2 separate regions of the Mus musculus genome follow, and region 2 is linked to region 1. A link is a loop called in an ENCODE intact Hi-C map of the cell type or tissue named here. Cell type or tissue: left cerebral cortex. All regions are shown on one strand.

The links. A loop is a pair of places that touch in the nucleus more often than their neighbours do. Peaks named below come from ENCODE experiments on the same cell type or tissue, not always from the same donor. Only the 100,000 strongest peaks of a DNase experiment are listed, where the experiment ranks them.
Region 2: it touches region 1 in a loop (3.0-fold over the local background); 1 of 42 quality-filtered maps calls a loop at or near these places.

What each region holds. Positions count from the first base shown.
Region 1 is chr12:71,309,715-71,313,714 of GRCm38, reverse strand. Dact1 (dishevelled-binding antagonist of beta-catenin 1) reads right to left here and starts at 3,831. Exons shown (of 4, transcript NM_021532.4): 1 at 3,408-3,831; 2 at 897-1,029. The coding sequence starts at 3,731. It also overlaps a transcript of 2700049A03Rik not described here. In left cerebral cortex, a CTCF peak has its summit at 1,958 (motif pointing left); DNase peaks (open chromatin) are centred at 3,001, 3,228, 3,454, 3,951 and 1 more place; H3K4me3 peaks cover 2,018 bases; H3K27ac peaks cover 1,136 bases.
Region 2 is chr12:71,374,367-71,378,366 of GRCm38, reverse strand. No RefSeq gene overlaps it. Among named protein-coding and RNA genes, the nearest start is that of 1700083H02Rik, 7.8 kb to the left of the region's middle. In left cerebral cortex, no CTCF peak of the experiment used is centred here; DNase peaks (open chromatin) are centred at 1,311 and 1,790; H3K4me3 peaks cover 341 bases; H3K27ac peaks cover 694 bases.

The DNA.
Region 1 (4,000 bases):
AGGCTGGAAAGATGGCTCAGCACTTAAGAGCACTGACTGCTCTTCCAGAGGTCCTGAGTTCAAATCCCAGCAACCACATGGCGGCTCACAACCATCTGTAATGGAATCCAATACATATGATAAATAAATCTTTTAAAAAATAATAATAATAAAATGACCAGAGGCTGACACATCAAAGAAGAGGAAAGCTCATTTTTGTTTCCAGTTATTTGTGTGTGCAGGAGGGGGGTGTATCACACAAATGGTAGATTTTTAAACAAAATTAAGTATATGGTTTTATTTCAAATATTTCTTAGAGAAGGTAAAAATCATGTAATGCTAGAGACAGTTCAAAGTTCCTTTCATCCTACTTTCTGTCCCATCTTTAAAGGTGTGAAAAAAAAAGGAACCCACATCTGCCAGACCCTCAACTTTACCAGGAATGTTTCAGAAGAAATAACTAATTTCTCTGGGTATGGCTGGGTATGGTGGCTCATGCCTATAATCCCAGCACTCAGAAGGCTGAAGCAGGAGGACGGGAGTGGACTCAAGGCCAGCCTGGGCTACAAAAACAAAAACCACTCAAGTAAATAGTAAGTATAAGAAAAAAGAAACTTAAGGAGCCAAATGGCTTAAAAGAAGGGGAAACTGCAGCCATCTCAGGAAGCTGAAGTGTGACTAATTTTCTAGACCAGATCTGATTTCTCAGGTTTCAAAGGAGGTCTGTTTGTGCTTTCAGAAATCTCAATGGAAGTCTGTAGTTTTAAAACTCAAGGATCACTGGGCAGCTCAACCCCATTATTGAAAATCTTATAGGGTTGAGTTTACTTCCCCCTCCAAGCAAATGAATGGCAGGCTACTGTTCAGTTGTTTTCACACTGGAAACAAACGCTAGATCCACTCGCTGGCTCCCTCACCTGAGCTAGGCCGGCTGTCTGTCTCCAGGTGCTCTTCAGATGTCTTCTCCACATCCAGTCTCAGGTCACTTATCTGCTTGTCAAGTTCTTGCAACTGATTCAACAAACCGGCATCTCTTCTCCTCAAACAATTCTGATTAGAGAGAAGCATGAAAATAAAATTAAATTAAATTATATTAAATTAAATTAAATAAATAAGCAAGCACATAGTGATAAAACCTGAAAGTCCCCCATGGAAGCCACTCCTCTGAGTGTCCCCAAGCCCTTTTAGATCAAAATGCTACTGCATAATCAGAAGGTGAGGCATGGCCTCTATCTTTAGATCTTTCTCAAATTTTTTTTGGTAATATAAACTTTGTTCATTAAAAATAATAACAGGGCTATAGCATGGCTCATGGGTAAAGATGCTTGCTGTCCAGGCCTGGTCATCTGAATTCAGTCCCCTGAACCCAGGACAGAAGGAGAGAAACAGCTCCTGGAATTGGTCCTCAGACCTCCACAAGAACGATGTGCCACACCGATGCACTCATTTGCATACACCAAACACACAATAAATTTTGGATATATATGTGGCTGAGTTGTAGTTCCTTGGTAGAGATCTTGGCTATTGTGCCTGTGTTCGATACCTGGTACTGCAAGGATGGAAAAGATTTGTTTTTAGCTTTCACTAATCTATACAAACTGACTTTTTATAGGTCTGGGCAAGGAATTTGCATAGACTTCGAATCATCTGGTGTGCAGCCAGTTTAAAGAAAGTCCTTCACAGTGGGCTCTTGAAGTCAAAGCAACAGATTTTCTACATTACACTCGAATCTTTCTTAGGTGAGGTTTTCTGGCCAAATGTCATGGCCTACAGAATTTTGTTTTCTATTAGTTGCTTAGTGGGGCTTAATCAGTCTTAAGGCCTTTGAAAGCGAGAAATTAATACTAATAGCCAGCGCCAAGTATAATGTGAGCTGGCAGAATCCAAAACCCTCCAGGGAAAGCCCGTCAAGATTTGAACTCAGCTTGGGTTTCCCAAGGTGACAGACTGGTTGTGCTAACTCACACTGCCATCTAGTGCTCCCCACTGCTGGAAAAGCAAAAGAACTCGAAAGGCATCTGGTTTAAATCAAGAATGCCAAGTCTACAAATGAAAATAGTACCATAAACATTGACTGGAGTGGAATTCTCCTGACACACTGCCTTGCTCCCCTGAAGCGGACAATAGGAATGCGCTGCTCTCTCGATCTTGAGATTCAGGAAGACAAAAAAAAAAAAAAAAAGGTGCTATTGTACAAGACAATACCGAAATGTAAACGACCAGTCACAACCAGAAAGAACTGGCTCAAATTCACGTACATACAATTCTGTTCTTCTACCAAAGAAACAGTAAAAATGCCAAAACAGAGCTATTGCACAAACCACAGCACACATCCTTACAAAATAGATACGTGGTCCTTGCTCACGACCTATGACTTCTGAAAGCTTAGAGACGTAAGCCATATGCTTGTGTGCCAAAAATTGAATTTCATCAGAAAAAAATGAATTAAATAAAAGCACTTTGATGCTCTGTAACTACACAAAAAATCTAGAAAACCGTAATACAAGAAAACACGTGACAACCCACAACATCACTTTCAGGGGGCCATTATATAGCTTAAGTAGTCTAATACAACACGCTGGGATAATAATCTTTTTGCTGTTTCCAAAACTACATTTTGAGGTCACTGAAACAAAGCTGCCGCCATTATTTTGAGGCAGCATCAAAAGCTGTTCTCAACACATGAAGGTCCAAAGTTCTTTTTCTTCCTTGCTAATGAAGACTGCACAGAACGACTGAGACAGTGACAGAAATCCAATAAGATAAATACTCCCAGCGAGCAGGTTCTCTCTTCTCCCACCTCCACCACCAAGCACAGCTGGCGGACCGGATAAAAGAGGAGGGGGCAGGGTCTCCGGCCAAATTGCCAGTATTTGCATCTAGTTTTAGCTGCCTTATACAAAGGACTTCTATTTAAAACTAAGCACCAGCCCAGGCAAAAGAGACTTGCAGGAGAGAAAGCACCGGGTAGGGCACGGCTCCCAGCAGGAGCTTCGCCGTAACCGTAAAACTCAATGTTGGACAGTTAGGCAAGCAACAAGCCTCTTCCTCGCTTTTGTGCGCACCCCCCCCCCTCCTTCCCGGGGAGGGATAACCAGGGAGACCATAAGGTGAAATGGCATTTTAAGTGGGGGTTGCAAACCTCGGAGGAAGGGGGCATGCAGTAGCCTAACTTTAAGGCTGGAACCAAGGGACTCCAAGAATTCCAAATGCAGGATAGATGAGCAGCCACCCCTCCCCGCAATCCGCCAGCTCCTCAGGTGACACAAAGCAGGCATCCGCCAGCAACGCGTGGAAGTCATGGGCAGCGGGCATCCGAGACACCACGGGCTCAGGGAAAATCGAGGTGGGGGTCACGTCGCGGCCAGGGATCCCACAGCCAGAGGCCATCAGCCCACCCTCCAGACAGGCCACCGGCCACCACCTACCAACTGCCTTCGCAGCAGCAAGATGTTCTCTTCCAGGAACTTCTCCTCCAGGCGGCTGCGCTGCGCCGCGTCTCCCCGCAGCTCCCCGGAGCGCGGCGCGACGGTCCCCACGGTCCCGGAGCAGCGCAGCGCACCGCGCACCAGCAGCTCTTGGCGTTGCCGCAGGTACCCCAGCTCCGCCAGCCCCGCCAGCGTGGCCTCCTGGCGCTCGCGGGTACGCTGCCGCTCCGTGTCCGCCTCGCCCCTCTCGCGCCAGCGCCCCTCGGCCTCCGCGCCCCGGCCGGGGCTCAGCGGCTCCGGCTCGCGCGCTGCGTCCGGCTTCATGACCCCCCGAGGCCCCGCCAGCCCGGGAGCAGCAGCACACGCTAGGGCCCCGGCCGCGAGCTCATGCCGCCCGCACTCGCATCCCGCGCTGCTCCCGTCTGCCGCCCCGCAGCTGATAACGCCCCGGCCACGCTACGTCACTCCCGGCCCCGACACCCCGCCTGCTCGCCCGCCCGCCCGCCGCCGCCTCCGCCGGCTCGCGGCGATCAGCTCCTGTCAGGCGCCGGGGCCGCCTGCGCCCCGCCCCGGCCCCGCCCCGGCTCCGCGCC
Region 2 (4,000 bases), 65 kb before region 1:
CCAGAATTACTGACATGGCAAGCTTCCGGTTCCCTAAGAGACCTAATCTCAAAAATCCAGACAGATAGTAACAAAGGAAGATTAGTCTTATGTCAATTTGACACAAGCTAGAATCAAATTAAGAAGAGGGGGAACCTCAATTGAAAAATGTCTCCATAAAGACAGGGTGTAAGCAAGCCTGTAGGGCATTTTCTTAATTAGTGATCGATCTGGGAGAGCCAAGCCCATTGAGGGTGGAGCCATCCCTGGGCTGGTGGTCCTAAGTGCTATAAGAAACCAAGCTAAGCAAGCCATGGGGAGCAAGCCAGTAAGTAGCAGTCCTCTGTGGGCTTTACATTAGCTTCTGCCTCAAGCTCCTACCCTGCTTGAGTTCCTGTCCCAACTTCCATTGTTGATGATGAAGGTGATGTGGGAATGTAAGCCAAATAAACCCTTTCCTCCTCAAGTGGCTTCAGTCATGGTGTTTCGCCACAGCAAGAGTAACCCTAACTAAGAAAGCACCTACCTTTGACCCTTCACATACACGCATGCACATGTATACATCACACACATATACACTCACACACGCATATCCAAAAAACCAGCTGATCACTGGACTTTGTATGCTAAACAGAGGAATGTAAAATCTTGTCCTTCATGTAGAGATAGAGAACCTTGAAGCAGTTACACTAAGTCAATGTTGATCTGCATGGAAGGTGTGTCAGATGAGGGAGTCAGGGTCATTGAGAATAGAGTGACATCTCATTGAAAAGGGTCTTGAGGAATCTGAATTGCAGACATTAATCATGGGGATTAAAAAGGCAGAGTTGGGCTCAGGGAAAAATAGAATTAGTGGGCCTGATTCAGGATGCAAGAGATAGAGATGTTTCTTCTTCAGTTTCTACCTTAGAAGACTGATAACACAGGATGGAATGCTAATTCTGGAAGTAAGTAATAATAATAAAAGGGGTAACTATCAAAGAATTTTGAAGGGATACAAGAAGACAGGTCGTTATATTAGCACTGAATCTGAATTTCCACCTCAAGTTGGTAAGAAAAGTATGTATTAGCAACTTTAGTTATCGTTCAGTATTTATGGCGAATCTGCGATGATGAAAAGACTCCATTTACAAGCTCATCCGGAGACTCCCAGTGACCCCACCCCCACCCCCAGGCTGCATCTGTTCCATGTGGGTTATTTATGATGCAGCTGCCTGAGCAGTTGGGATCCGCATGGTGCTCCATCACAACACAAAACAAACAATTCCGCCCCACCACCTCAGCTTTTTTTCAGAAAAAAGAGGGATGTGAAAGAGGAAGCCTCGTCAACCAGTCAAGGCAGTAAATGACACAGCCAAGGTCAGTCTTAACTACTGAAACTCACGGTGACACCCTTTCTCTAAAAAGTGAGTTTTCCCGCAATGAAGTCCATCCGAAACCTCCTTGGTATTTATTTATGTGTTTCTGTGTTTGTGAATGATCGCCCTGCAGGATATCCTCTCTAAGCTTTGCAGCTGTTGATAATGAGTGTCTGCCCAAGTGTGGATTTCTTTTACAAACACATTTATCAACTATCAAACATATTGGCTGGCAAAGACTTTGTGTATTCCGGGACTTGTAGCATCCTTCCTCCTCGTGGTTCTGAAACGGCTGAACACAGTCACATTGCTCCCGCTCTCTCTTCAGGGAAGAACTGAAAGGTTGACTGTGTCTGGGGGATGACAGGATTAAACTGCTTTATGCTGAATCCACAGTGTGTAAGGAGCTCCGAGCTGTTTTCTAGATGAATCAGCTGTCTCTTTGTGCTTTACAAGCTAGTCAGTGAAAAACGCAAGAAAATCGCTCATCCAATCAATACTTGATGGCACAGAAAACAAGGGAAGAAAATGAAGTTTTAAGACAGTTACACCGCCTTCAAGAGATAAATGATTCAGATTGCCCACTCCAGCGTTTAAATTAGGAGCTGTGCTTCCCAGAGAAGACCAGATGCTGGAATTCTCAAGAATGATTCCTAGGCTGCTGTTCAGATCTCTCTCAAATCATTCCAACCAAGAGAGCCCAGAGGGCTATCAGACTGCTCACAGCAACAGCTGTCCAAGCAAAAGGGTACACATGAGAAACTACCTCTAGTCTGAGAGGCTCGGACCGCCATGCCCAAAGTCCAGTTAGAACTAACCCAGGCTGCAACCGGTTAGGAGAGGTTACTGGAGGCAGTCACTCTTAGCTAAAACCTCTTTCCAGCTGGGCAGGAAACTGTAAAACCTTTTTATACTTTGGACTCCTCTGTCTTCTGGAAGAATAGAATGCCCATTGCTTGGAGATTAAGAAGGTGCAAGCTCAGCCAGGCATGATGGCACACGCCTTTAATCCCAGCACTTGGGAGGCAGAGGCAGGTGGATTTCTGAGTTCGAAGCCAGCCTGGTCTACAAAGTGAGTTCCAGGACAGCTAGGGCTATACAGAGAAACCCTGTCTCAAAAAATGAAGAAAGAAGAAGAAGAAGAAGAAGAAGAAGAAGAAGAAGAAGAAGAAGAAGAAGAAGAAGAAGAAGAAGAAGAAGAAGAAAGAAGAAGACACTCCCCCTCCTGCCCCCATTGATAAAATTTCTTAACGTTTAACCCAAAATGGTATTGGAAATTAGGTATGATAGTGTAATATCAGCCTCTGGGATATCCAAGCCAGTAGAGTCTTGGATTTGAGGATAAGGGCTAACATGAGCAACCTAGCAATACCCCATGCCCAGAATCAAAACAAATAAACAAATAAGAAAGTACAGAAGTATATATAGGTTAGCAAAACCTCACCCAGAGTCACTCCTCTGAGAGAATTCTCAATGCATGGTAGAAACCCGTTAATCTATGTGATTTGGGGCATTTTGCCCATCCCTTAATAATCTCCCACCATACCTAAAATGTTTCTACCCTAGAGCTACTGATGATTAAAAACAAACAACAAACTACAAACACAAACACAAAGCAGGGAGGAGTTGCCAGGGTCTGGAAACAGCTCGCTTACGTGCCCTCAAAAGAATGAGTAACTAGCCATTTAATCAAATTAGACTGTCGATGTTTAGGGGTCACAAAAAAAGATGAGGAGGAAAGGAGTTATCATTCATATACTGAAAGGAGGACCTTGGGGGCAGGGAGCATTAGACAGGCCTCATCAGTTCTGTTACTGGGGCTGCTAGGAACAGAAATGCAATTTACACCAGCATAATTGAAGGAGAGATTGATTAGTCCAGGAAAAAAAAAAAGGTAGGGACCAAACTGAATAGCAAGAGCCCTTGAAATAAGCGGTCATAGTTCAGCCTCCAACAAGGGTTCTCCTACAGAGCAGCATCCCTCGCTGCCGGTCAGGTCCTCCCACGGCATAGCCACTGGAACTTCCAAGGAACGGCTTGGTTCTCCTCTTCAGGTTCCAATCTGCAAAGTTCCAAAGGAAGGACTCTGATTGGCCCAAACTTGGTCAATAATATCTCTAAGCCAATCAGCTCTGGCCATGGAGGTTTTAGGTTATGTCTGGAAAAGAGCTGAGTGGCTGCCATTGTAATCACATCCCGGGAAAGGGAGATAACGTCTCAATAGAGTCAATGGGGAACAGAGTGTTCTAGACAAACTGTACATTGAGACGCCATTGGTCAAAGACCTCAGGCCATAAGGACGGGAACAGTGAACAGAGCATCAGGGTCATGGAAGACCTTGAGTTACTGACAGTGCTGGCCAGAGCTAAGGGAGGTAGAGAGGAAGTTGAGACTTCATTGCAGTTTTGCATGGCTCTGTTCCTTTCTTATGACTTCTAAGCATCAGACATTATTAAGCCTCAAACCATAGACAACAGATCCATAGATCTACAAACTACATCCCTTAAGTGTCATAGCTTCCCTCAACCAAATAAGATTACAAAATATTACACCAGGTAGACTCAAATCCACACCTTGACCCCTTAAGAAGTATGCCCTCCATTCCCAGAATGACACTAAAAGTCGTAACCAGGGATAAATGACAGCTAGATAGGTAGGTAAGG